7 separate regions of the Mus musculus genome follow, and all the other regions are linked to region 3. The links are chromatin loops, found by intact Hi-C in ENCODE. Cell type or tissue: heart. All regions are shown on one strand. Region 1 holds the start of Sstr4 (somatostatin receptor 4). Region 2 overlaps Thbd (thrombomodulin). Region 3 has its middle 29 kb from the start of Gm24221. Region 4 overlaps Gm36597 (a long non-coding RNA gene). Region 5 has its middle 19 kb from the start of Gm46770. Region 6 has its middle 53 kb from the start of Gm39957. Region 7 has its middle 11 kb from the start of Gm46770.

What was found. A loop is a pair of places that touch in the nucleus more often than their neighbours do. Peaks named below come from ENCODE experiments on the same cell type or tissue, not always from the same donor. Only the 100,000 strongest peaks of a DNase experiment are listed, where the experiment ranks them.
Region 1: it touches region 3 in a loop (5-fold over the local background); 15 of 42 quality-filtered maps call a loop at or near these places.
Region 2: a loop joins it to region 3, with 8 times the contacts of the local background. A loop is called at or near these places in 15 of 42 quality-filtered maps.
Region 4: it touches region 3 in a loop (3-fold over the local background); 4 of 42 quality-filtered maps call a loop at or near these places.
Region 5: it touches region 3 in a loop (6-fold over the local background); 22 of 42 quality-filtered maps call a loop at or near these places.
Region 6: a loop joins it to region 3, with 2.5 times the contacts of the local background. A loop is called at or near these places in 2 of 42 quality-filtered maps.
Region 7: a loop joins it to region 3, with 7 times the contacts of the local background. A loop is called at or near these places in 24 of 42 quality-filtered maps.

The regions. Positions count from the first base shown.
Region 1 is chr2:148,393,890-148,397,889 of GRCm38, forward strand. Sstr4 (somatostatin receptor 4) reads left to right here and starts at 1,488. Exons shown (of 1, transcript NM_009219.3): 1 at 1,488-2,875. The coding sequence starts at 1,582. The coding sequence ends at 2,739. In heart, a CTCF peak has its summit at 2,056 (motif pointing left); DNase peaks (open chromatin) are centred at 1,752 and 2,032; H3K4me3 peaks cover 1,650 bases; H3K27ac peaks cover 1,368 bases; H3K27me3 peaks cover 2,753 bases.
Region 2 is chr2:148,404,183-148,408,182 of GRCm38, forward strand. It overlaps Thbd (thrombomodulin), which reads right to left. Exons shown (of 1, transcript NM_009378.3): 1 at 289-4,000. The coding sequence starts at 3,764. The coding sequence ends at 2,031. Among named protein-coding and RNA genes, the nearest start is that of Thbd, 2.0 kb to the right of the region's middle. In heart, a CTCF peak has its summit at 2,169; DNase peaks (open chromatin) are centred at 2,179 and 3,319; H3K4me3 peaks cover 2,979 bases; H3K27ac peaks cover 2,206 bases; H3K27me3 peaks cover 1,432 bases.
Region 3 is chr2:148,120,366-148,124,365 of GRCm38, forward strand. No RefSeq gene overlaps it. Among named protein-coding and RNA genes, the nearest start is that of Gm24221, 29 kb to the right of the region's middle. In heart, CTCF peaks have their summits at 1,948 (motif pointing right) and 3,602; a DNase peak (open chromatin) is centred at 2,366; H3K27ac peaks cover 688 bases; H3K27me3 peaks cover 289 bases.
Region 4 is chr2:148,172,767-148,176,766 of GRCm38, forward strand. Gm36597 (a long non-coding RNA gene) reads left to right here. Exons shown (of 3, transcript XR_375096.1): 2 at 3,930-4,000. Among named protein-coding and RNA genes, the nearest start is that of Gm36597, 4.2 kb to the left of the region's middle. In heart, no CTCF peak of the experiment used is centred here; no DNase peak of the experiment used is centred here; H3K27me3 peaks cover 357 bases.
Region 5 is chr2:148,579,174-148,583,173 of GRCm38, forward strand. No RefSeq gene overlaps it. Among named protein-coding and RNA genes, the nearest start is that of Gm46770, 19 kb to the left of the region's middle. In heart, a CTCF peak has its summit at 1,614; no DNase peak of the experiment used is centred here; H3K27me3 peaks cover 598 bases.
Region 6 is chr2:148,336,409-148,340,408 of GRCm38, forward strand. No RefSeq gene overlaps it. Among named protein-coding and RNA genes, the nearest start is that of Gm39957, 53 kb to the right of the region's middle. In heart, no CTCF peak of the experiment used is centred here; a DNase peak (open chromatin) is centred at 1,993; H3K27ac peaks cover 406 bases.
Region 7 is chr2:148,570,728-148,574,727 of GRCm38, forward strand. No RefSeq gene overlaps it. Among named protein-coding and RNA genes, the nearest start is that of Gm46770, 11 kb to the left of the region's middle. In heart, a CTCF peak has its summit at 1,635 (motif pointing left); a DNase peak (open chromatin) is centred at 1,644.

The DNA.
Region 1 (4,000 bases), 270 kb after region 3:
TTAAGGACTGACCACAAAAGGGGTCATGCCCTTTAGGGCCAGCTCTTCTCTAGGGCCTTGCTTTAGCAGCTTATCTAGGGCAGAAGTGGAGGGTTCCCTGCTCATGTCTAGCAGTGAGTTTGGAAGCAGGGATGGATGACACAGGCTGGCAAGCCATCTTTCTTCCTGTGGCAGGAACCTCCATGAGTGAGTGCCATGTGGGAGTTAGCAGGTCTCTCTGTCACTGGAGTCCACTTACTCAAAGCACCTGGGAGACAGGGATTCACTTTCTTTTTCTTTTTCTCTTTTATTTTTTTTTCTTTGTTTTGTTTTTTGAGATAGGGTTTCTCTGTGTAGCTCTGGCTACCTCACTCTGTAGACCAGGCTAGCCTCTGCCTCCCAAGTGCCAGGATTAAAACCGTATGTCACCACTAGCATTCTCTCTCTGTCTCTCTCTCTTTCTCTCTCTGTCTCTGTCTCTCTCTCTTTCTCTCTCTGTCTCTGTCTCTCTCTCTTTCTCTCTCTGTCTCTGTCTCTCTCTCTCTCTCATGTGTGTGTGTGTGTATATATATATATATGTATATATATACATGTGTATATATATATATATATATATATATATATATATATATATATATGAATGATGGGAGGCAGATGCATGCATGCCACAGTGGGAAATAGAGGTCAAATTTCTTTTCTTGTGAATCATAGGGATAAAATTCAGGTCTTCAGGCTTAAGAGCAAGCACTTTTATCCCTGAGCCATTTCACTTGCCTGAGGTTAGTTATCTTGGGGTTAAAGGTATCTCTAGTTCTCCTAATACCACTCCATTTCCTGAGGACCTTAATTCCATGCAGATTCAATTTAAAAGATTCAGAGGGCCAGTGTTTGGGGTGAGGGAGGGCGGGCGGGCAGGAAGAGAGGGAGAGATCCAAGACACACACCCCAGGACCCCAACTCCACCTCTGGCCTCTTATCGACCTTGAATCCACAGAAATGTCCATAGAGACTTTCAGTTTCCCTCATCCCTGGACTGAGCTAAAGGACAATACAGGACTTTCTGAACATTGAAAGAGCAGGGAAGGGCTGTCAGGTGCTGGGATGATGGCTCTGCGTGCTTGGGTGCTTGGGGTAATCTGGGGCCATCCAGATACTTTAATACCCAGAAAACTGTAGGTAGTGAGCGAGCGATTCGGAGAGAACCAGGATCCTAAGGGGAGAGGATCTGAAGAGCTGACGGAGGCGAGATCTAGCGGCACACGGTAGGACGGGTTCCAAGTAAAGTTTCTGATAGCCCGGCGAAACTGGCAACATGGCAGAGGTGGCGCAGGTAAGAAAAGCCCACAAGAGCTCTTCGGGCAAAGGCACCTGAGGTTGGGCGCGCGAAGGGAAGGGCGCGCGCCGGGCAAATGGAGCTCCCGCGGCCGAGGGGCGCGCGGCAGCGCAGGGATTGGCGGGTGCTCCCGGGCCCCCGCGCACTTCTTAGGCGGAGCGGCTGAGCCGAGCGTGTGCGCGCGCGACCCCAGCCCGCCTCTTGGTCCTTGGCTCAGCGCTCCGCTGCTCTCCACCGCATTCCGCTGCCCGGGGTGGGCACCCCGAGACATGAACGCGCCAGCAACTCTGCCTCCGGGGGTCGAGGACACCACCTGGACCCCTGGGATCAACGCCAGCTGGGCTCCGGACGAGGAGGAGGAGGATGCGATGGGGTCCGACGGCACAGGGACAGCGGGCATGGTCACTATCCAGTGCATCTATGCGCTCGTGTGTCTGGTGGGCCTGGTGGGAAACGCCCTGGTCATCTTCGTGATCCTACGCTATGCCAAGATGAAGACAGCCACCAACATCTACCTACTCAACCTGGCCGTCGCCGATGAGCTCTTCATGCTCAGCGTGCCATTCGTGGCCTCGGCGGCTGCCCTGCGCCACTGGCCGTTCGGGGCGGTGCTGTGTCGCGCAGTGCTTAGCGTGGACGGCCTGAACATGTTCACTAGTGTCTTCTGCCTCACCGTGCTCAGCGTGGACCGCTATGTGGCTGTTGTGCACCCTCTGCGCGCCGCCACCTACCGGCGGCCCAGCGTGGCCAAGCTAATCAACCTGGGAGTGTGGCTAGCATCCTTGCTGGTCACCCTGCCCATCGCAGTCTTCGCTGACACCAGGCCAGCTCGTGGGGGCGAGGCCGTGGCTTGCAACCTGCACTGGCCTCACCCGGCCTGGTCTGCGGTCTTTGTGATCTATACTTTTTTGTTGGGCTTCCTACTCCCGGTTCTGGCCATCGGATTATGCTACCTGCTTATTGTGGGCAAGATGCGCGCTGTGGCCCTGCGGGCTGGCTGGCAACAACGGAGGCGCTCAGAGAAGAAGATCACTAGGCTCGTGCTAATGGTGGTGACCGTCTTTGTGCTATGCTGGATGCCTTTCTATGTGGTGCAGCTTCTGAACCTGTTTGTCACCAGCCTCGATGCCACTGTCAACCATGTGTCCCTCATCCTGAGCTATGCCAACAGCTGTGCCAATCCCATTCTCTATGGCTTCCTCTCTGACAACTTCCGGCGCTCTTTCCAGCGGGTTCTGTGCCTGCGCTGCTGTCTCCTGGAAACAACTGGAGGTGCTGAGGAAGAGCCCCTGGACTACTATGCCACTGCTCTCAAAAGCAGAGGGGGTGCAGGATGCATATGCCCTCCTCTGCCCTGCCAGCAGGAGCCCGTGCAAGCAGAACCTGGCTGCAAGCAAGTCCCTTTCACCAAGACCACTACTTTCTGAAAACCATTTTACCCTCCCTCACCTCGCCTGCAAACGGGTCTGCGCCACTCTCTCAAGCCAGCAACTTCAAGAACAACTCCTGTTTTCACTAAGCCAGGCCCTTTCAGCAGCCTGTGTGCTGTCCCCAGGAGCCTCAGGACTCCTGCTAGTCCCTCCCTCTCCTAGGACTGGCTCCAAGGACACCTCCATGGGGGTAGGACTGCCCTGGGATTTGGGCTAAAGTACCATCCATTCCTGGGCCTCTGGCAATTTTTCAAGAGGTGGGAAGCAGGTGGTGGTCAGAAAGGAATGTCTACCCTTGTGTGACTTGTGACAGTGACTGCTTGAAAGAGCCCTTGGGAGGCTGAGGTAGGCAGAGCCTGTGCTCTGTGTAGGCTCTTTGCTGTATGGTAGCATAGTGTGTATGGTGAGACAAGGGAGAAGATAGGATAACTCCAAGTGGTTTCCCTCTGTGTCGGTCTGAGGCTCTCGTTGCTAAGTGAGATGTCTACGTAACAGACGAGGGCACTTGCACTGTCACTGTACAAGTGTTTTCCAGTTGTCAAGGGGCCAGTAGAGACTTCCTGTGAGTGTGAAAGGCTTAAAGAAGCATGATGTGGGGCGGTTTTGCAAGGCATAAAACTTCTGGTCAGGAATTCAAAGGCAGAAAGGATTAAAATCTCATCAGCTGCAATTTTTTTTCCACCCCCGTCCCTGATTGCAGGAATATGAAACCCCATTAAAGCCCGAGCTATGCTATGAGGGGGAAGGTGTCGGAAAAAGACCAGAGAACTAGGTGGAGGGGAAACAGACTCTGTTTTGACATCAGATGATGACCACAGTGAAAAGCCATTCCTGTGCCTTGTAAGTTAACCACAGCTTCAGTATACTTCCCCTGAGGAAGATTCACAGCCTGTAAGAGCTTTACTTAGGCTAAAGCGCTGGAGGGAACCCAGCTTATGCAGCATCTGGGTGAGAAGTGGCTGATTACAGCCCAGATCAGTATAGCAAAAATGCCCTGCTGAGTTCTACTGAGCCATCGCTGGTGGTACTAGAACAACGAGCCAAGAGGGGGAGGAGGAAGCACAGGGTAGTCATCTGGGCAGTCTCCACAGCTGCCTGGCAAGGGAGAGTGTTCTTGAAAAGAAAACACCTGGATCCTATCATCCTAAAGAACATAGCCCTGTGTCTTCTAGGGCAGTCAGCATGAGTTCTATCTAGCTGTTGGGAGGCTAATGAGGATCCAGAGTGAACCAAGAAGTAGAGTGGGGCCTGAGGGAAT
Region 2 (4,000 bases), 280 kb after region 3:
CTCAGATCCCAGAGTGTGTCTGAAAACACAGACATGAGGCCTCCAGTATAAAGTTGTTATGGTCATACACATAAAAAAAATATCTGCGCATACAAAAATACAAACTCCTGTTACATGGAAAATGACCTCCTCTTGGAAGATAAAGTCAGAGACTGTGTTGCTAGCAGGTGGTAAGGTGCAGGCCAGCCTGTAATGTATCTCCTGAAGTTGCATTGTTTGTGTGTATAAAATAAGGTTTAAAACGTGAAGGGACTTGGAGAAGAGAAAAGAAGGAGATGAGACATCCATCAGTACACTGTCATCTATTTATTTTGTACATGTGACGTCATAAGCAAAGGCTTTGCTTGTGTTCTAGCGAAACTCCAATAAATAAATATGTACAAATATGCTGAGCTTACAAAACCGTAAAGAAAAACCTTTCTTTACAAAAGATACACATATAATACATTTGTTCCTTACACTAACATATGAACTCATTCCTAGCTTACTTAAAACAAAACCCTTCTGGACTCTGTGTGGCACTATCTAGAGGTGTGTACCTTCTCATTTTATTGTATCCAGAAAGCAAAGCTATGCAGAGAAAATTCCTCAGTTTCTTGATAATAAATGGCCTTAACATGGCCTGCTACTTATTATTAACCGACATTTAAATGTTCTACAAAGGTTGGAAACTCTTAAGACCAGTTGTCCTGAAATGACTGGACAATGTCCCTGTGGATGTTGTCAAAATGCAGATTCTTATGAACTGGCACACTGGGGTGGGGCAGGGGTGGGGGCTAGGATTTTGCAATTCTAGCCAGATCCCAAGCGAGGTCCCAATTCTTGTGTACAGGCCAGTGGCCAGGGCTAGAAGATCCCTCTGAATTACGAGATATTGTTCAAGAGTCTCATTAAAAGAAAGCCCCATCTAGGCACCCCCAGACTCCATTCCCAAGTTTCCATGTTTCCCTCAGCAGCACATTGCTTGTATTTCGGGACTACAAGGGGCAGGCACAGTTGAGAGTCAGCTCGGCACGAAGCACACAACTCATGCTTTACTGGAAGGTGCTTCCATCTGTCAGGCTCTGATATGTTGAGGCAGGACCACATACATCCTTGGAAAGCTATGAATGTGGCCCAGTATGTCTCAAGATAGCAATGTCCTATTGTCATGTCAAAGGGTTGGACAAAGGATCCTCTGCACATTTTGAACACTGTCAAAAATTAATAACACTGTAGAGCCTGCATAAAAATCTTAACAATAATGACCTCTTTTGTCATTCCCATTCAAAACAACAGCAACAATCATAAAACCCAGGCTCACCCTTTCAAAAACAAAGATTTCAAAAAAAAAAAAAACCCTACTTCCTTAAGTTTATTTTCTGTGACATTCCAGCACTATTGACTAGTTAGTGTTCAGCTGAAATATTTTAGCTTTTGTTAAAATTCTTTTGCTTTGGTTACCTGAAATTTCTGACTAAATACCCAAAGCCAGTGAAAAAGAACGTTTTCTGCTTTTAGTGTTTCTTTTCTGTTTCACATAAGAGTTTGGAAACAACGGTAAGGGCAAAGTTATGATCAGGTTTGGGGAGGAGAATGACAGGAGGGGGGGAATGGAGGGACTGAGAAAGCTGTGGGGGGCTGGAGACTTACAAGCAGAAGAAAACTGGAGGGAAGAAAATACTAAATACTTTAAAAAAAATAAATATCTGGGTCATCTCCAGCCCATGGGGTCAAGGTTTGCCTTCAAGCCTACAGATCAGCAGCACTAGGAGGTGAGGTGAGGGACTGGGGTACTCTGGGATCTCCGCTGTATTTGCCACCTCCGCCCAGTTGTCCAGTATCTACTTGGAAGAAACTGGGCTGTCCTGCTTCAAGTCCTCCCTACCCTCGCTTGTCCTGAGAGGATGGGCTCTTCTCTGGTTATTATACCAGCCAGGGTGCTTTTAAGTTGCCAGAGAACACAGCTGGGAGGCTGGAGAGAGAGAGAGGAGAGGAGAGGTACAGAGCCCGGAAAGACAAAGGCCACCTGGGTCTCTGGAGCAAATCCCTCAGAACTTCTGCAGCGTCCGATCAGTCCTGACGTGCTGCAGCACTACCTCCTTGGCGGAAGATGCGCACTTGTACTCCAGCTCTGCACGAGCAGCGCCCTGCTTCTTGCGCAGGTGACAGAGAAGCGCCAAAAGCGCCACCACCAGGGACAGGCTGGCAATGGAGATGCCAATGAGCACGCCAGAGTGCACTGGCCTTGCAGAAGGGGGACCTGTCGGAGAGCCTGGCGTAGGGCTGACTGGAGGCTCCCCAGAGCCCTCCTCTTCCTTGGTGTCTTCCCTAACAGGGATGGGGTCACAGTCTTTGCTAATCTGACCAGCAAGGGCTGTGTCAGGCCCGCAGATACACTCATAGGAGCCAGGGAAGTTTCGACATTCACTGGTGAAGCATTCGCCTTGACTGCACTCATCAATGTCCGTGCATACGGAACCCTCGTCCAGGATGAAGCCTTCAGGGCATTCACAAACAGTAGGAGAGTTAGGGTCACAGTCTGCTGGGCACGAAGTTTCATTGCAGAACATTTCGCACTTGTGCGGTTCATCCGGCTTGGGTGCGAAGCCTGGAGCGCAGATGCATCGGTAGTCGGTGGGGCTCACTGGCTGGCACTGAAACTCGCAGTTAGATCCGAAACACGGATCCAGAAGCTCCACGCACTCTCCATCCACCAACTCATAGCCATCATAGCAGAAGCATTCGAAGCCGCCCTTGGTGTTAACACAGAGCTGGGGACATGGATTGGGCCCCTGCTTACAGTCATCCACGTCCTCACACCGGTGTCCGTCTGCAGCCAACTGGTAGCCTGTCTCACACATACAGGAGTAAGAGCCTGGCACTTCAGCGTTGCTGACACAAAAATGCTCGCAGAGTTCGTTGCACGATTGAACCACAGGTCTTGCACACGAACGTCCATCGGCCTGCAGGTCCATGTCTCTGGGGCAGAGGCATCTGGGTTCATTCGTGCTCCTATTGCACAAGTACTCACAGCCACCATTCTCCACGCTGCAATTCCAGGCTCCTGTCGCTTCCCAAGCCCAGTGTCCCTCTGAAGTTCCGGGCGGGGCCCTGCACACCAGCTCCAAGCCAAGGGGCTCCACCGCGGCGGAACTGCCTACCGGCAGCGTTTGAAAGTCCGCACCACTGACCCCGAACGGGGTGTTGTAGGTACTAGAGATGTGGGCAGCCTCAGGATCGCGAGTATTCACCGTCAGAGGCCTGCAGGAAGCTGTGAAGTAAAACTCACAGAGGAAACCCTGGGTCTCAGTCTCGCATGGCTTCTCTTCCCAGGCCGGCTCGCCGGGTGCAGCTTCAGTTGCTGTCGAGACCGTGACGCACAGAGGGCCGCAGAGTGGAGCCGTCTGGTCGTTGGGCCGCGCCCACCTGCTGTAACTGGTGTGGTTATCGCCAGTAACCCACTGGAAGCCGCGCAGGGGCCCGAGATGCACCGGGTCGTCACAGCCCTGCGGGAGCTGTAAACCGATCCAGGGCCCTAAATCCATACTGCTCTGGCTCAGCAGAAGGGAGATGACATCGGCAGCCACTGAGGAGCGCACTGTCATCAAATGTCCTTGCAGGCGCTGGCAGGCCTGGCTGGCATCGAGGAAGGTCGCGGGGCCCTGGAAAAGCGCGAAGCACTCATGCTCCACGCATTGACTGCCTGTGGGCTGCAGCTTGGCTAGTGCGGAGAGCCCCAGGCTAGCTGGAGCCAGCACACCCAGAAAGAAAATCCCAAGCATGCTGTCCAGGGGTGCACCGTGCAAGTTCCGAGAAAAGCTAGCCCTGCGCTGGTGCAGACACCCAGTCCAGGCAGAGGGGTTTCCGTATGCCTGCGGCGACAGCAGCTAGCCTCTATCACAACCTAGACGTTTCTAGCCCAGGCTCCTAGTCCCTGCGAGGCAGCCTCTAACATGCCACTCCGCTGAAGCTCCAGTTTATAAATGCGCGGCCCTCCCTCTTTGCACGTTCGGGAAAA
Region 3 (4,000 bases):
AAGATAGGGGAGCCTTTCAAAGGCCACATTCAGTCTCAGAATGGAATGAACTCAAGAGAAGGTCATCTGGCTATAGCTGTGCCAAAGGAGGGACTGGACCTCAAGGAACACCATAAGAAGTGAGGGGGCAGAGACATACCCCAGCTTCTCCTTCTGCTCAGTTCTTTCTTTCCTTTTTCCTTTTATGTTTATTCTTTCATTTTGGAAATGAGGTTTCACTATGTAGCTTAGGGCGGCCTTGAGGTGATCATTCTGCTCCAGCCTTCCAAGTACTGAAATTGTAACTGTGACCCATTATGACCAGCTTGGTGACTACATCTCTGTCTTTTGTCATATGTTCTCACTGGCCAAACCTCAATGGAAACCACTTAACATGAAAGTCTGAGAAAGGCAGAATTGTTCTGGAGGTAGCAGCAACTGCTGGGCTCATGTGCTTTGCAAACACTGATAGGGAGTGGAGATTAAAAATAAAATAATACGGACTTAGTGATGATTGGAGTGACTTAAGCAAAACAAACAAACAAACAAACAAACAAACAAGAAGAGCTATATAGCTTTCTGAACAGTAGGACTGATGTGTACATGTGTACACGTTCAATTTGTTCTGTGCACTATCAAAGCTTGAGAGACCTTAGTGGCAGTTTTGGGTTCCTCTATCCCTCCTAAGGGTGGGCAGTCAATAGGCTTGTGTTGCCTTGACTAGAAGATTAAACAGCCAGAGCACCTCACCCCTAACAGCTTAAAATGACATACTGAGAACAGCAAGTATAATCCCCTTATGTTTACATGGTATGAGTGCCCTTTGAAAATCTGATTAGCTTTTTTAATTACCAGGGACCCTTTCAGCACTTAGCTGGGAAATTGCTGGATCTAATTAATACTTTCTGTGTGTCAGGAAAACACCATTTGCTTCACTATCCGTGCTCTCAGTTTTGGAGGCTTCAGAGTTCAGCACCCAAGTCGCATCTTGGCAATGTTCCCTTCTCTCTCACCATTGCTCTTCGTGCTGCTGCTGAACCATAAAGTGGACAAGAACTTTATGGATGGTCTTCCTAGGAGGGACAGATGTGCACCGAGTTTCATAAGTGCTAACTACAGTGGAAAGCTAGCACAGAAGAGACATGGGCAAGAAGAGGAGACAATCTTCAGATTGTCCCTACCAAGTGCTGTGGATGGAGGAACACTTCCCTATTTGGGACAGTGATTAAAATAAGTTATTCCCATGCTGTCTGAGAGCTGTGTGTTGCACAACTGGCAAAGAATGAGAACAAGAGCCTGGGGTTTGGGGGAGCTGGCATCTTTATTGAATGTTGTCTTGACCCTCATCTTCCACAGTGGCAGGTGTTTCATACAGACTTACTGTGTACCACTGTGAAGAGGTAGAGTCTTGACATTTAGTTCAGACAGCCAGACCCTTGGCAGTTCCTGTAAATCCAGGCAAAGAATGTCTATAGAAGCCACCTGGTGGATTGGTGAGGATGGGGCTAGGGGGCTCACTTTAGCAACTGCTTATATAGCCTTAGGGGGTCACGACTGCTTTCATACAAGACCACAAGCACCCAAACTTCCATCTCTTGGTGTTCAGATGATCAGAGCTGTGACTGGACAAAGAGCTGGAAGGCCCTGGAGAAGCCAGAGTTCAGACTGACACTCACATGTTCCTGCTTAGGGGAATACATACTCACCACTTCCATCTTCATGTGCTCTGGATCAGTGTGTGCACAGACTCTGAGATAATCAACAAGGGCTTCCTACAAATCCCATCAATCAATAATACTACTGCTACAAGTCTTTCCAGCACTGACAGGAAAAACAAGTCCTGACTCTGGGGGGTATCACAAGGACATTCTCAGTATAAAGTATTGTCAACTCGTGCATCCATGCTAATACAAAACTATCCAAATGCCTTAAAGAAGGTAAACGAGAAATCACGCCCGAGAGCCAACTTCAATGAAGCATAATTTGCAGCAGAGGGCAGCAGAAGACACCGTTTGGAAATTCAGTCTGCAACTGGGCACATCCTTCCCGTGCCACACCAGTCAGACCACACACACACACACACACACACACACACACACACACACACACACACACACACACACACATACACACACACACACACACACACACACACACACAGAGAGAGAGAGAGAGAGAGAGAGAGAGAGAGAGAGAGAGAGAGAGAGAGAGCGAGCAGATCTGTTTGCCAGGGCCTCACCCTTCTTACATGACCACTAGTCACTGGGCTGGTGAGCCACAGCTCAGGTCAGACAAGATGCTTTTCACTGGGGCCATCAGGAGGGTCGGGACAGGACTAAGGCGGAAATAGCTGGTTGGCGGCTCACTTCCCTATCCACGTGACCAGGCAGTGGAGCCCAGATGTTGTTAAGGTGGTAGGCGACCTTGGCTATTGTCCTGGTGCTAATGAGAATGCCTTGGGGTTTAGGCAGCTGCTTGTTTGGAGGAAGACAGAAAACTGTCAACCTGTGATTTCCTCCAGACCCTTAGTCCCTATAGGCAAAAGCCCCGGGTCTCCTCGCTGTGCATGGTTCAGGGGTTAGATGCCATCACCCTGACTCTTCTTAGAGTCCTCTGAAGCTGGGGTGAGTGTGTGATGACACTAACAACCGGGAGAGAAAAGACAGAGTCGGGACAAGCCTGGGAGAAAAAGCAGGCCCCATTGCAAGCACACGTCACTGCTTCTCGTTTCTAATATGTTCCATTAGCTCTCGGTATAATGTTTCCAAATGAGCCACAGCAGGGACTGTGGTACTCTTGTTTCTTCAGGGTTATTGATGAACCCTCTCTAACTTAGCTGTCCCTCTCTTTTTCTACCCCACCCCACCCCTGGTCTTTTCTTTCATTAAGAAATAATCCTATCTTCTTTTGTGACTTGAAATAACATCAATATCCTTAGACATTCATGCTTTTTTATTGCTATTATCTTTCTGTTTTTGAGACAGGACCCCACTCTGTATGTAGCTCGGGCTTGTCTTAGACTGGTAACCATTCTCCTGCTTCACCCTCCCAAGTGCAGGAGCGACCAGGCCTGACTACACCCTGTGTTTATATATTTAGCCCAACTCCTCTCCTAATCTCTCATGATTGCCTTGAAAATCATTCTGGGAAAAAAAAAGTAAATCATTCTAGAAAAATAAGACTAGGATGTTTAAGTATGTCTCAGGGTCATAGCTGATGAAGAATTCTTGTTTTTTAGGCTGGACCTAGTGAACCTTCTCTACACTGGTTAGTGTGAACTCCATCATCTTTCCCCATAACTTTTTATTGATTCCTTGTGAGTTTCACATCATGCACCCTAGCTAGTTTCACTCATCTCTCTCCCCCTGTATCTGCCCTCTGCCCTTGCAACCTCACCCCCCCCCTCCCCAGAAGAAAATAAACACTCAATCAATAAACAAACCAAAACGTCTCATTGTGGGAGCTGTAGTGTGTTGCAGTGCATCCCATAGTATAGCGTTCTATCCACACATCTTCACTTGCCAATGTTCATTGTTCAAGGCCTCTGGCTTCTGCCACACCATCAATATTGGATTCTCACTGGGTCTCCTCCCAGTTATCTCGTTGCTTCCCCTTTTGTGCACCACTAGGGTGAGCTCTTCAGCACTGCTCTGGCTAACCCACCCAAAGCAGACATCATCAGGAGGCAAGGCCATCTCACCTGTGCATCCAGAGCCAGCTCCTCCTTGCTTCCCAGTTGAAGTACCCAGGGCCTATTCTCCAAGTACTGCATGTAGTAAGGAGCTGGGCCAGCTCTCTCTCTCTTATATCCTCAGGGCTGGCTCACCCATGTCTTCACCATGAGGTCCAGCTCCTCTGTATTGCCCAGATAGAACTCCATCATCTTAATAGCTCAGGTCTTGGCTTGTCCTCTTATATGCCATACATACTCTGCCTGGACCAGATTGTTTGTCATCCCAGGATGCTAAGAGCAGAACCAGTTTCATCTCTCCTTTTATTTTCTCCAAACACCACAATTGAG
Region 4 (4,000 bases), 52 kb after region 3:
ATCAAACTCTGCTCCTCTGGTGTTTTTAACAGCTGAATCATTTTACCAGCCCCAAGTAAGAGCTCTCTTTGTACCAAAGAGGGAGTATCTCAATGGGTCACCACATGCATTTTTACTGCCTGCTTGGCCATGGTGTGGGAAAGAGGGAACTCCGTTCAAGCTAACTCTTGCCCTGAGTTCCTGCTAAGTGTCAGAGATGAGGATTGTGCCAGAAAAAAAGTTAGTGATGTGGGGAATACTGAGGTGGCCAGTGCAAGATAAAGGGTAGTGATGGACTAAGAAGCTTGTTTATAAAGCAAGGAAGAAGGCTAATATCCTGAGGATTTAACATGGTTGAGTAAAGGATTTAGTCTGTATAACACTTGTTGACAGATGTTCTGCCCTCAAGGCAGTACAAAGCAAAGTAACCACAGCTGAGGCGCCTTTGTAATATAAGTTTCAGGTCATTTTTAAAAGGTAAAATGCACCTTGCATGCCTGAGGGAGACAAACACAAGCAAGTATTACGTACTGGCAGATGACAGGGTCTTTTTTTCTAACTGTCATGGGGTTCTGGCTCTGCTAAGCCACCAGCCCTGAGGGTGGACTTAATAGAGTCTGGAAAGAAGGCCGGATGACAGGCCACCTGCACATCATGTGTTTGCTTGGGTGCTGGGCCACTTGACTCTTCTTAAACAGGGGTTGGAGATAGTAGCTCTTTGTAGGGCATGGTAGATGCAGCTGTGGAGTGCTGTGGTGAGAATTAGGTGTGTAGGGAGAGCTAGCTTCAAACGCTGGTGAAGTAGAGTAACAGAAGTCCTATATCTTCAACTACAGAGACTGTGAAATAATGAAATATGTCAAAGGTACTGGGCCACACCTGTGATGCATGTTAAGATACAGATACAGGGAACCCAGTGCCTAAAAATCTTAGCACAATAATGTCACAGTACTTTTCCAAAGAAGCAGGGGGAATGGAGGTGCCAGAAATATTCGTATGTCCTTAGGGTGAAAGTTGAAAGCCATCACTATCTTGAGGGAACCCACACTGAGATGAAAGTGCTCACTTTCAACCTCAGTTGGACCATAGCCTACCAGAATACTCAGAATACCCTCTTAGCACTGAGAGAAGCTTGGCGCTTGGTATGGCTAGCACAGGGAGATATAGCAGCAGACATGACCTATGGCTTCCCAAAGGAGTCCCCAAATTAGAGTTGCCATGGGCACAATCAAGAGAGTGGGAGAGAAGAGAAAGGGGAAGATAGAAATGGAGACACAGAGAAGAAGAATGGAGCAGGAGGGCCATCTTGCCCCTAGCAAGGCTAAGGTGATAGTAAGATAGTTGGGTCAGGCAGAGATCTTATTAATCTTCTTAGCAGACTTAATAGACTCCATTTGAGATATCGTCTGTTTAGTCAGTGTAATATCTATTGATTTAGAATATATTGTAGGAATTGTTCTGTAGTATTATTCTATAAATTTCTTATTTTGTCCCATTTCATCTTCACAATTCACTGGTATATGGCATCACTCCAAGTTTTTTTGGATAAAGAAGCTAAACTAGGGATTAAAGTAGTCCCACCTCACTTGCTCTAGTCACACAGACAGTGGAAGAAGCAGGCCCTGAGGTTATACCTTTGTGAGGTTATCTTCCACAACTCTCCACCACAAGCCATGCCTGCATAAGAGCCCTGATCCCCTCCCTCCATTCTCCAGTAGAAGTCACAATAGACCTGATAGGGTCCAAATCATCTGGCTCCTACAGGTTGCTCAATGGTTTGGAATATAGTTCTGGTCTTGTAGTGGGCTAAACAAAGAACAAGTCTTGGACATACTTCCCTACATTGAGTGGTGAGGTCTAAATATTCTTCAAATCTGACAGACTCACTGGATCCCTTGAGGTATATATATATATGGATGAGGAAATGCATCTTGCAGCTTTGGCTTTTGGCCTTTGGATCACATCTTCTACAAACTTGTCCCTGGAGATGATTTCTAATGGAGCTAGACTCTAGGAATGGATAGACGGACTAAATGGGTCCAAGGTGTTAGGTATCTAATAGCCAGCTTATCGAGATATTAGAAGATTGAATCCCTGGCAGATATCTGATGCCAATTACTTGAGTAAATCTAAATAAAGAATTCCCAGTCATTTTCGTCCTAAATCTCTGACCCAAAAATCATGAGTAAAACACCCTAAGGGCTTATTTGAAATTGCTGGTTAGGGTTAACATTGATTAGCAAAGAAATTGTTGGCTTTCATGGGTCATTTTGAATACTGTAGGGTCAGATGAGCCACTTGTAGGTTAAAGTCTGGTTACAGGATGGGGGAATATCTAGGGTGAGTAGATCTGTCTGCTTTGCTCAGAGAGACTGAAGAATTTCTCTTGACAATCATAACCAGTGCTCCGTCCCAGCTGTAAACAGGAAACTTCCAAGGAGAGAATCTAGGAAAAAACTTTGCCTCGATGAGTGAAGAATCCATCTCCTATAGAGCCAAGAAGGGCAGCAGAAGCCCAGAGAGCAGATGAGCCATCCAGATGGATCTCTGAGAAAGATGAAGGCTCGGGGATGATGGAAAGAGAAAATAGAGGGCAGAAAAGCAAATACCGCTGTGTAGGCATGAGCAGTGCGGTGACATTTTGCTGTTATTGTCGATTCTGCTTCTCATTTCAGCAGCCATCTTGTTTCAGGATTCTAGGTCCCCTGGGGCAGGATTTGAGTTTGTCATCATCCGGGACATGTCCTCTGAAGGTAATCTCCCAGTTCCCCTGAGCATTCTAAAGATGGAGTTTCTGCTCCCAGGAGCTGTGAGTTTATAGAGACAGGATTAAGCACATCATTATTCTCCACCTTGTCCCCCCAAATTGATGGGTTAGCATCAATCTGCTTCATAACTCAGCGTGAGTTCATTTTGAAAACAACAGATGCGAATGCCTCAGACCTTGCAGTCTCTGGCTTTATATTAATGGCTTGAAATGCAACCTGCCTAGGCATCCCTCCAGCTGCCACCAAAAAGCACCAGTGTCTGTCTTGTTTACAGACAGAGCTTGTATACAATCTTGCCTTTGGGCTTGAAGTTGTATAAAAATTCAGACGCTGAAGACAAATCAGACTTTCAGGGGCTGCTTGAGAACAGGGATACAAAACCTGATGCCAGGCAATTAGCCAGTCCTACAAAGAGAGCAGGGAGGAAGAGGGAAGTGGGGAAGGAGAAGAAAAGGTGAGTGTGCGAGTGTGTGGTTAGGTTACTTGGAGTATGTTGGGAAGCTGCTGATCTGGGGCACATCTGAGTAACCTGGGATAAACAGCCCTGGGGACTCAGCCCTGGGCTTTTAGCCAGTGCATGGTTTATTTTCATTTGTACAGAGGAGAGTATGGATGGACAAAAGACAGGTGATTAGGATAAAGAATTGTGACATTGTAGAGAGAAAGACAGAGAGAGAGCGGGAGAAAGTGGGGTGGGGGGAGAGAGAAGGAGGGGGAGATGGGGAGAGAGAGAGGGAGAGAGAGAGAGAGGGAGAGAGAGAACATTTGTTGGTTAAAGAGACATATTTATTGTATCTGAAATAATAGTTTAAGATTCTAAGAACATCTGCAGTTTAACGAAACCCACAAGAAACGCAAGCAGGCACTTGCATTTGTCTTAGGATGCTGAAGGCAGCCAGGTGGAGCTTTTCACAAGTGTGTTGGAGCTGGTACGTCTAAATCCTGAACTTGGCATTTTTTCAGGGTGGTGATGAAGGGCTATGATGGAAGGAAATTAATAACAGGGGAGTGTATGGCTCACCATCTAGACCACAAATGGCAATCCCTGTGCCAAAGTAACCTCCCTGAAAGCACTGCACCTTGGTGTGGCTGCTTTCTGGCTACAAAGCCAGCCATGGGTGGTTACAATAAGAACTCTCTATGGCCTATAAAGTCTAAAACATTTGCTCTCTCATTCCTCAGCAGAAACATGTGCCAGCTTTGCTCAGGCGAGCACCATGTACTCTCACCTTGGTGCCACTTTGTCACTGCTG
Region 5 (4,000 bases), 460 kb after region 3:
CTCATGGTAGTCAGAAATAGGGAAGTACAGACCCAACATCCCACCTCAAAGACACACCCTAGTGACCTTAATGCCAGCCACTAGGCCTCCCTCCCTCCTAGCTCACTGCACGCCATTGGATGACCTTAGTAGGGCGTGTTCCCAAACTCTAATATGCACAGAATCTGTTTCATTTCTTCACTTCCAGCAGATAGTACATAAGCTTCTGTAATGAAGTCACAAGAAAATTTATGTCTCTGAGATGGTTGTTCAAATATGCATTAAAATAGCATGTTATGTTATAAATTTTCATCCAAATATCTGGCAAGGTATATTTTAGTCTCTCTCAATACACCCCTTTCCAAGTTCAGTGACTCCCTCCCTCCCTCCCTCCCTCCCTTCCTCCCTCTTTGCCTCCCTCCATGCCTCCTTCTCCCTCCCTCCCTCCCTCCCTCCCCCCCTCCCTCCCTTCCTTCTTTCCTTCCTCACCCTCCTTTCTTTCTTGTCCTAAAGCTTCCACAAGGCTAAAAGAGCACACACATATCCGTTACCCTCTGGTGCACAAGGAGCTCTCTAGAAGCTTAGTGGTTAACTGTGTTTCCCACGACCAGTGTGATAAATTAGCACAGAGGTGCTACTTAAGCTACCACAAATTAATCCTCTTACTGTTCTGTACAGCAGACTTGCAAAGTGAGCCATCTAGGGCTGGAATTAAGGCTTCTTCCTTGGAGGGCTTAAGGGGAAAACCCTTCCTTTTCCTCTTCTGATTTCTCCAGACTTCTGACATCTCTGACATCCTTGCTCCCAGCCCTGTTCTGCTGTCTTCTTGTGATCCTTTTACTAGAACCTGCCTGTAGCATCCAGGATACTCTCAGGAGCCTAGTCAGAGTCTTTTTACTCTGGGGGTGGGGGGGCTCTATTCACAGGCTCTGAGCAGTAGAGATTAATAGCAGTGATACTTTTTGTTGTTGGCAGAGTGAATGTCCATAATTAACCCTACAAGAATGGTTTTAAACAACCACTATGTTTTCTCTCTTGATTTGTTTTTGTTGTTTTGTCTTGTCATGTTTTTTTGTCTGTCTGTCTGTCCATCTGTTTGTTTGCTTTTGTTCTTTAAACCACAGGTATACTAACTCTTGTCTACAGAAAAGCTGCTAGGGAGCGATACTCTTTTGGCCTCGGTGTGGACAGTTCATCTCTGTTGTTGGGGTCCCACCCTCCAGTTAGAATACAATAGACAGTCAGAAAAGGTTCAAGGGAAGAAAAGAGGCTGAGCATCCAAGTTCTATTGCAAATGCCGAGACCCTGGAAGAGGTGGAACACATGCCCCAGTATCCATGGAGAAGCCCAACTACTGCCAAATCATTCATTCACTACATTTCCACATTTGCTGTTTCATATGCAACTGGGACTTCTGGTCTCCTTCTAAACAAAACCTCTTCACCAAGACTAAAACTATCTCACTACATTTAACCCTGCCACATTTCCCTGCAAGACTTCATTCCTCTTCTTTCTGCACCATAATTGCCTACCTGTCAGCTACTCTGCACTTCCAAGGCAGCCTTTGCCAGGTCAGAGTCATTCTGCCACGGAATGTAAGTTCCATCACCAATAGCACCACCGTGTGTCAGTAAAAGGAATAGAAGGAATGGGCTGAGCAGAGCGTGCTCTTTCAGAAACTGACTCTGTTTTGTCATAAGCCCTCAATGGTCCAGGAAGAACACTGTGTCATCTGCCTGTTTTTAAAGTGTTAAGACAAATAATAAAAATAAATATGTATTATATGGATAATAAATCGTAAGGCCATAGGACCACCACTTGTTTTCTGGGTCATATACCATATGGTTGTTTTCTTCCCAACACAGCACTTGGGATAACTTTTTACTTTGATATTGTTTCAAATTTTAAAGGGTCACAAGAGTAGCACAAGAATTCCTCTTTGCATTTTACTCAGATTTACAAATTAATTACATATTGGTCCACATGCTTTGCCCTCCCCCACCCAATGCACACTTACACACATTTTATTTCAAAGCATTTGAGACTAAGTTGGAGAAATGTTCTCTCATTTATTGCAGTGTTTAATTCCTAAAAAAAAAAAAAGAAGAAGAAGAAAGAAAGAAAGAAAAAGAAAAGACAACCCATTAACACACAGCTAAACAATTGTTCTCAAAACCAGAAAACTCTGCCTTGATATTGTCTAACCCACAGTCCATATTTTGATTCTATCAATTGTCCCTATAATGTTCTTCATATAGCATAAGAATTAAATAAATAAAACAAAAAATCAGCCTACTTTTAAATCCTTCATGACTAAATGCATGAATTTACTTGACAGAATATGATAATGACATACAGTTATAAGATGTTAACAAATCAAACCTGTGCACACTTTATACTTAATGGTTCAGTTAAGTGGCTACTTAGCCAGAGGATGTGATCTGTTACATGTTACAGCGTCTTCTAAGTGGTTCTGCCAGCTGTGCTGGTGAACGCTCATTAGCCTGGCACTTGGGAGCGAGGAAGATTATGAATTTTAGGCCAGTTTGGACCACATAGCATGAGAGCTGGAGTGAAAATATCAAGCCAATTGGTGTGTAGTAAGCCTAATAATGAAACAGTGAGCGACCTCCAAGCCACAGAGCAGAACTGCTAAGTTTATGGCAGACACAGTTCCAGAAAAACTGCCAGTACAGAGACTAGGACAAGCCACGCCCAGAGCACCATTTCGTCATTGCCAATGTTGTTTCAAAACAAAACAAAACAAATAAAGCAAGCAGAAACCAATGTCCAGACCTCTCCTAGCCCTGGAGGTAAAAAGAAGGCTGTATTATTCCCAGGATGCTTTGGGGTGGGTGGGTGTTTTGTTTATACTAGGTCAGGAAACAGCATGGTTTCTCCTGATTCACCACCTATGGCATGTCTTATTATTTGCCTTATGAATATGAAGTCGACGATAAAAATATTATTCAAAAATAAAATTCGGATATGGGGTAGGGGCTGCATCTGGCTAGGAATGGTCCTAGTGTCCCATTACATAAACCCTTCCGTGGATTTCCTTCAAATAGAGAAAGAAAAATGCACAGCATGTAGCCATGGGGTCAATGTAGAAACTGCAGGTTGGAGCCTCTCTTGTTCAAAACAACATCTTGTTTCTGTCTTCCTGTGAGTTCCCTAGTCAGACATTACAATGAAAAGTCCCAAGTAGTAAGCTGTGGTTTGTGAGATCTAGGATGGGAATTATGACCAGCAATGAACTCTGTGTGGAGCTTTGTGGTCATATTTTAAAGACGCAAATAAAACAGCTTCATTTGTGTCCACATTCCTTTAGGGAACTGCAGTCAAGAGGAATTATGGTCAATTGTGTGTCACACAACCACACTGGGATCTGACTCACAGAGGTGCTTATATAATACTTGATGATTCTACAAATTAGATAGATAGATAGATAGATAGATAGATAGATAGATGATAGATAGATAGATAGATAGATAGATAGTGAGAGGAGAGAGAGAGAGAGATTCTTATGAAATCTTGAATCTTACCATTTAATCATAGGAGTTAATACTACTCCATCAGCATTGGAAATGCTCACAGGACAATCTGATGGAGGCAATTCCTCAATTGAGACTCTCTTTCCAGATATGTCTAGGTTTGCGTCAAGCTGACAAAAACTAACAGGTATACTTTGCTTAACCAAAATTAATTAATTGGCCAACATTTAATGGGCTGGTTCCTGGAGCTCTAGCCTCACTTTCCCCTAGGTACATGCACTGATCTGCAGGAGCCAGCCCAGCTGAGACTCTGGAAGCAGAGCGCTTGTGGTTTACAGGATGCTGAGACATTCCACCCAAGCACTCGTCTGTGGCTCTTGTTTGATGGCTTTGCTTTTGCTCTTTTCCTGATTTAGCACACCAGCAGGTGTTTGACGTCTGGGCACATCTCAGTAGTTCTTTCACCCAAACCACCATGTTCCTGGCCCTTTTTTGCCTCAAAATTGAAAACTAAATCAAAGAATTCT
Region 6 (4,000 bases), 220 kb after region 3:
CTTTAGGAGGTTGTACTGGGTGGGAAGACTCTGAGCCATTGTAGGTCTTAAAGGAGATATTTGGCTGCATTCCCTCTGTTTGTTACTTCTTGGCCATGAAGTCAGTGGCTTTGATCTGCCATGAGCTACTGCCAATATGAGCTGTTTCACCAGGAGCCAAACAATGGGGCCGATCAACCATAGGTTAACCCTTTCCAAACTGTGAGCCCAAATTGACCTTTCTTTTTTATAATTTGGTTTTTCCAGGTATTTGTTACCGCTTATGAAAATTTACTGTATTAGTTACTTTTCTCATTACTATGACAGGATATTTGTCGGAAGCAACTTCAGCCAGGGAGGTTTATCTTGACTTGTGGTACTGAGGTCAGAGCCCATCCTGGCAGGAAGCATGAGCAAAGCAGCTTGATCCATGGTGGTGGGGGCTCAATCTAACCATATATCATCAATTAGACATTCATAGGAAGCTAGATCAGGATTGGAGGTGAATTATAACCCTCCAAGGCCTGTTGACTCTGGGTAGCCTGTGTCTGTTGGCTAGGCTGTGCCTCCTAAAAGTTCCACAGCCTTCCAAAACAGCACCACCAGCTAGGGACCAACTGTTCAAACACAGCAGCCTGTGGGGAACATTTCAGATTCAAACAATAATACTGAGTAACACACCAGAGAGAGGAAATTTGACCTTTATTTTCACAAGTCTATAACTGAAATTTGGCATCATGAATCAAGACAGCTGCCATGGTTTTATTATCAAGATCTCTTATTGTATCTCCATTAGAAACCAGAGATGTTTTTGTATCATTTGGTATATGTAACTCTACCTTGAAATCCATTTATATAACCCTCTGTGTTGAAATCACAAAAATAGCCATAGCTGTCTCTAGAACCCATCGTGATTGACAGGGTACACACATATTACTGTACATACACAGCTGGGTGGTTGTGTTCAGATGTGCTGCATGCCCTCTTAATGCTTTCCTTTTAAGTCTTTAAGAGCAATCCTCTGACAAAGGAGCCAGATGAGGTACATGAATGCAAATACACATAGACACAAACTCACCAATGCTAACTTTAAAAATAAAAAGAGACCATGAATTTGAGAGGGAGTGGAGGGCTAGAGGGGAGAAGGAGGTGTGGATGTGTAATAAATATAGTACGATTGTATAAAATTTTCAGCCCCCCTTTTAAATGAACAAATTTAGCACAATTGTAATCCACTGTCAGTCAACTTCCTCATCAGCACAGACTTCATCTCCGTTTTCTCTGTAATCTAAAGTGTCCACATCTGTCTCTAGCACACTAGTCACCGCGACAACCAGCATCTCATACCCACCACTATTCAGCATGTAGTGTGGAATGTACTGTTTCACGATCCAGTGCGGTGGCAGAAGAACAAGGTTGTGAGGTCCTTTTGGGAAACCAAAAGAGACAAAAAAAATATGTAAAAAAATAGGAGATAACTGAAAGTCAATGGCAGAAGGCTAACTGTTAGTGGTCCCGTAAATGGGGACACCTACACAGTTAGTCCACCCTCTCTGAGGAGAACTTGGGAGTGTGAGCCCCTATGACATGGAGACCATGAGGAAGATTAGGACATTGGAGTGTTTAGACAAATAAGAATATCAAGACAGCACTAACAATCAAAGTAAGGAAGAACTATGGAAGAGCAGACATTCTCTAAAAGAGCCCCCAAACCCTGGAAACCAACCCCCTCATGACCATCCTACCTAGTATGGAATACTGTGTGACACCTTTATTTATAAAGTACACTTTATAGCAAGATTGATTAACATTATTCTGACCAAGTGGGACTATCATGAAGTTGTGCACTTGTGTGACTCTGGAGTGCTCAGATCATGAGAAAGCATTCGGCTTCTCTTCTGCTGACCAGGCTAAGAAGGAATTGAGAACAGAGGCTCCCCAGGAAACCACACACCATCAAGGAAGCGCTCCAGTACTGGCCTATGGGCTTGGGAGGAAGCACACACCCTGGGTCAGCTGTCCCTTGTCTAGGAATGGCACAGATCCAACACAGAGCAGCCTGCGTATTCAGGAAAACATATCTCAGGCACTTTTAATACCCTGGACAACCATCACCACTTTTTTCTTATCTAATTCCTTTTCAGGCTCTGGTAGTCCCGCCAGACACCAGTTATGGATTAACACTGTTGGCCTTTTAGACTTATGAATTGAAAAGTACAATGTGGCACACAAAGAAAGGGTTGGGTTACACAAGTCTGTTTGTTCTAGGAACTCAAAACACATTTCCCATAGAAACAATGGCGATAAGGCAGAAAGGCGAGGTGACCTCCTCCCTCCTCCCTCCACCCTCCACTTAGAAAGGATTTAGTCTGACGTTTGCAAAGCAGTAGTACTATTTCACTGTTAAGTTGCTTTTGAGATAATGCATTTTACCTTGAACCTCAGATGCTAAAACCTTCCTAAGCATTAAACTTTGCTTCCCAAGTTCTTTGCTCTTTTATTGATGAGAGGCAAAGCTGTTTCTTTCAGCTTGAATGGAGACTGTGGGATGGCTTGACTAAAAGAACACAACAGAGAGGATGGTGGGGCATCAAATTTATGAAGACAGCTTTATTCTGATACCCAAATGAGACAGGCACCCCCAGAAAGGAAACAAACCAAAGTATCTCATACATATGCATACAGTAGTCCCACTAGGGTCTTAGCAGCCAGGAACAGTGCCATCTGTAGTTCCAGCTGTAGCAAGAGAATGCTTTAATCCCACAGCTTCAGGGCCAGCCTAGGCAATGTAGAAACTTCTCCCTCTCCCTCTCCCTCTCCCTCTCCCTCTCCCTCTCCCTCTCCCTCTCCCTCTCCCTCTCCCTCTCCCTCTCCCTCTCCCTCTCCCTCTCCCTCTCCCTCTCCCTCTCCCTCTCCCTCTCCCTCTCCCTCTCCCTCTCCCCCTCCCCTCCCCCTCCCTCTCCCCATCCCTCTCTCTCTCTCACACACACACAGAGTTCAGCAAAACATAAAAAATAATTATATCTGATAGTCAAGTGTTCATTTTCCAGAATCATAAAGTTCATTGCTTTGAAATAAGTCAATGTATCACACTGTATTAGCTGAGGTTAAAGCAGAAAGATCACATCATTGAATCAATGGGGAGAGGAGGATTCAACACTCATTTATGAAAAAATAAATGAGCAATATTCCAGAAATGTGATAGATGAGCTGGTGAAATGGCTCAGTGATGTATGCTCATAAGAATGAGGATCACAGTTCATATCTCCACAACTCCCATAAAAAGCTAGGTAGTGATAGGGAGTGGAGATGGGAGGATTGTTGCAACCTTTTGCTGTAACGTACCAAGATCGAGATATAGTGGGAGATACTGTTGGGATCTCTTGTTATTCGTAGGCAGATATGAGTCTTGGCTCCTTACTCAGCTTCCCCTCGCTTCCTTAATGGAGTTGAGTTCCTCATCGTTAGTTAAGGGTCTAGACTCCCCCACTGGACCTCGACTAGTGCAGATTGTGGCCACATGGACAACTGTACAGTCACTGCTGTAGAAAAGTTGCCCTGTTTCTAGTCCTTCGTACAAACTAAATGGCTTTTCTTGGGAACCTGTCTCATCCAGTCCTGTAGCTATTTCTTCACTCCAGTGTTGTGATAACTGAGTCAACAAGGAGATCCTGGAATATACCACTATGGTGTTCCTCAGGTCCAGAGATAATCTGCCAATATATCTTCTTCTCTTGACATCTCAGTCTTCTTATGCTGATGTTTCAGAGTGCAGGAAGAACTGTGAGGTCACCTATCATCCTGGAGGCATACACCTGATGTTTCATCATTTGGCTGCAACAGAATTCTGCTTTCCATCAGAATCCTAAGGCTTCGTTCCGGTCATGTGGACTCCTCCAACACCGACTTCTAGATTTGCTTTCTTAGGATGAGGTCCCTCCACCTCATTCTCCCTGTTTTATTTCTGTTGTTTTCTGAATTATTCACTCTAGAATTCTGAAAATTCACAAGGTCGCCATCA
Region 7 (4,000 bases), 450 kb after region 3:
CAACTTCTTGTCCTAGTGACTTGGAAGTGGGAAAATAATGAGTGTTATTGCTATAAAGAGGACCAAGCTTATAGTAGATAATGACCATCACCTTGGACATTACACATAGAGAAAAGTGCAAAACACATCAAAGTTGTGACCACCCCAGGAACCAGATTCTCATTTCATTCTTTTTTTGTTTATTTATTTATCTGCCTAGGAATTCCATGATAACTAAAGTGATGACATTTGTAATGAAAGGATGGTATCAGCCTGGAATTCCTGCTGTCAGGATAAATAGAAAATCCTTTGCTATTTGATTGTCTGGGATGAAATTAATCGCTCCCCATAAATATCGAATAAAATGATCTGTTTGTTCTAGGAGCAGCTGGAACAATCTTCTGTTTGCTTTCTCCACCCTCGTGCTTATCCTTCTCCTCAGAGTAAGATGACTAATTGGCTTAGCAAGGTCATGAAGTCACATGCTCTCCTTTCACACTGCAAGAGTCCTACAGACCCAGTTGGTGTGCGTGCCATGTCGAGCCTGTCCTGGAGAGTAAGCTGCCCTGTGCTGGGCACTGTACTGATTCCTCCTGTTTTCTTACAGTTGGTGGTCTGGGTCTCCTCCAAGCACTGGTTGGAAGCCTGAGGAGAAGGCCCTGGAGGGGCTTTCCACTTGTATGGAGACAACTCTCACCATGTTCATCTTCCTAATAACCAGGCCTGAAATACAAACATGTATGCAGGCGTGGGCCAGTTCCCCGAAGAAACAGCCCTCTCCACATTAGCCTTTACTCCTTCTCCCCTCTGGTCCTTTTCTACTTCCAGTGCAGTAATATTAAGACATACTATGAAGAGTAGAGTTGCTTCCTGTTGACAATACATGCATATATTTAGATTCTAACATTATAATAAATCTTATCTGGTTTTATATACTCCAAATATTACCATTCTTAGATACAAATTGCTGAGATATTTTAATATTCTTATGTTTTGTACAAAGTCTTCAAAATCCAGTGTGTTCCAATGCCTTAGTACTCACTAATAGCACTTGACAAGCTTAATAGCCACCCACATATGGCAGTTGGCCACTAGACTGGCCAGCATACTTCAGATAACAGAAAAACCCCAAAAAGTTTTTATAAAACAACTGTACATGGTTAATGAGAGAAGAAACAATAACAAATCACTGCCTATGAATACAGATACAAACAACCTAAGCAAAAATATTTTCCAATTGACGTCATGCCACATATAAGAACCTAAGAAACTGGGCTAGAGAAATAGCTCAGTGGTTAAAAGAACTGATTGCTCTTTCAGAGAACCCAACTTTGATTTCCAGCAACCACATGTCAGCTCCCAACCATCTGTAAATCTAATTTTAAAGCAAACTGTGGGTCATGACCGCTTTGTGTATGTGTGTGTGTGTGGGGGGGGGGGGGTGTCAAAGGACCTTTTTACAAGAGTCATATATCAGATATCCTGCATATCATATATTTATATCACAAGCCATAACAATAGCAAAATTACAGTTATGAAGTAGCAGCAAAATAGTTTTATGGCTGGGGATTCACCACAACATAAGGAAATGTATTAAAGGCTATAGCATTAGGAAGGTGAAGACCACTGTTCCAGAGGATCTGACACCCTCTGCTGGCTGCCGAGAGCATTGCTAAAATGTGCTGGACACACATAATTATGGACACAGCTATAGAGATAATAAATACATAAATAAATCTAAGAGAGATTACCTAACACCCTAACCTTCTCCTGTAAGTTCCACAACATTTTATAAAATCTGCTAATACTTTGAAAGTCAAGAAACAGATAATTAAAGTACCAACTTGTATTTCTAAATCAATATGGCAGGTAGTGTAGTTTGGTGGTATAGCATATGCACAAGGCACTGGGTTAACCATCACCAAATGAATAAATGAAACTCTAAGTCATTAAGGGAAAACCACCCATAACTGTTTTTGTTTGGTATATGAAAATATGAATCCTGAGAAACAGTGAAAGCTGCTTCCATATAACTATTAGTGGAAATGTCACAGGTAACAAATGTGACTAGAATGCATTAACAAAGTGACACGTCCACCCAGGAGGCTCCATTTTGAGACAGAAAGTGGGTCACCTAGGGAAATTAACTCTTTCACCTGAGCTTCTGTGAAACTGACCTCCATGGACTTTCCTGCTTCTCTGCCAGGAAGTCAAACCCAAGAGGAGCTTTACAAACAGGAACTACAAAAGACACGGTCAACAATACGCTCCCCAGAGTCAGCTGCATCTGACTCTATGAGGATGGAAAGCCTGTTCTACGTGTTGTGACCTTATAGTGGGCTGTCCCACTTCTAAGGGGTCCCTGGGCCTACAGGTCTTATAGACTCAGATCAATCTCTGGAAGGCTTTGAGCCACCAGCAGCCCTACAAAGGAAGTATGGAGTAGATCCTGAAAGAGGCTTTGGGGAGGAGCTCTATCAGTAACTCCTGTGTCCAAGGAGCAAAGATATTTCATGCTAACATCTCATTTATTAAATATGTAAAAAAATTGAAGCCTCAATTTCCTCATAAATATTAAATTTGACTTACAAATTATTGTTTGTACATTTTGGAAAATACATGCAAATCTAAGTAGACTTTCGTTTCCTCTTTGCTCAGCACTTGGGCAGTTTCATGTAAACTGATTAAAACAGTCTATATTAGTTTATTACTTCCAATGATTCCTTTGAAGCATGCTACCCACTAGTCCTTCCTTATCCACAGAGGACACAGTCCACAGCCCTCAGCTGATGCCAAAGACTAGGGGTTGTGCCAAATGCTAGATCTGATATGTTTTGCTATACAGACACATCTGTGATGAAGTTTAATTTATAATTTAGGCAGAGAAAGAGATTGACAACAATAGCTAATGGCAAAGAAAACAATTATAACCATGTTATGCTGGGACACGGTTGTGTCCTTCTTATCTAGATCAGACCAACATGATCACAAGAGGCCTTAACAGTGACAGAGGGGACAAAAGGGTAGGGGCAATGGCTCTGCCTTTGAAGAGATGAGGGTGCCCAGACTTGGAACTCGAGGCAGATTGCTCAGTTGCTCCTAGAACTTGCAGAGCAGAGAAGTCCTGCAGAGAAGTCCCTGGACTTAGCACGGTATGAGCAGCGTTGGGTTTGGACTTAGCACGGTATGAGCAGCGTTGGGTTTCTGAATGCTGCCTGTGAGTCAGGTCACATCAGTTAGACGCTAATGTGTTAAGCCACTGTGTTTGTGGTCATTTGTAACCTCAGAAATGAAAAATCAATAGGGCCCTCCAATGGGCCTTTTAAATCTAATAGGTCAAACTTAGAACTATAGAAAACCTATGCTGTCTAAAGCCCTGAAGTGCTGATGTATAAGCCTCATAACACATTCCTCTGTGGCTAAAACCAATGTTGTATTTGAAATTTAATACACAGCGAGATGTGTTGAGAAGGTCACATTCTGCTTCTCTCTATAAGACTGAAGAGTGGATGCATAGATCATCCTGACAGAAATGAAATGCTGTATAGAGTTCATTACCCTTTAATCCCTGGCCTGGCCATATGAGATGCCTATGTCCGCACACTCAGGTACTGGTGACCCTGTTACCCACTTTCTACTCATTCATGTGTTGGATGTTCTGGGCTTCCATCTATACCACAGTGCTTAGAGATCAAGATTCCTGGGTTACAGGCTTCCTTCCCCTTCCTGCCTGGCAACCAAGAAGGTACTGATAGTTGCTCACAGGATAATTAATCATCTATGGCATGACCAACAACTTCAGTTACTAAGGTTTGTTTGAGACTGCAGAGTGTACCTTAGGCTTGTCTCTAACTCACAGCACTCCTATCTCAGCATCTGGATGTTGCTACCTTGCAGCCAGTAGAACAATTCTTTAGTCACTAAGTCATTTTCTAATTGCACTCTGGCTGTTCCACAAAAGAAAAACTGAAGTCATGACACCCTGTATTCTCTCCCCCTATGTGGGACCTGAGTTTTGTTG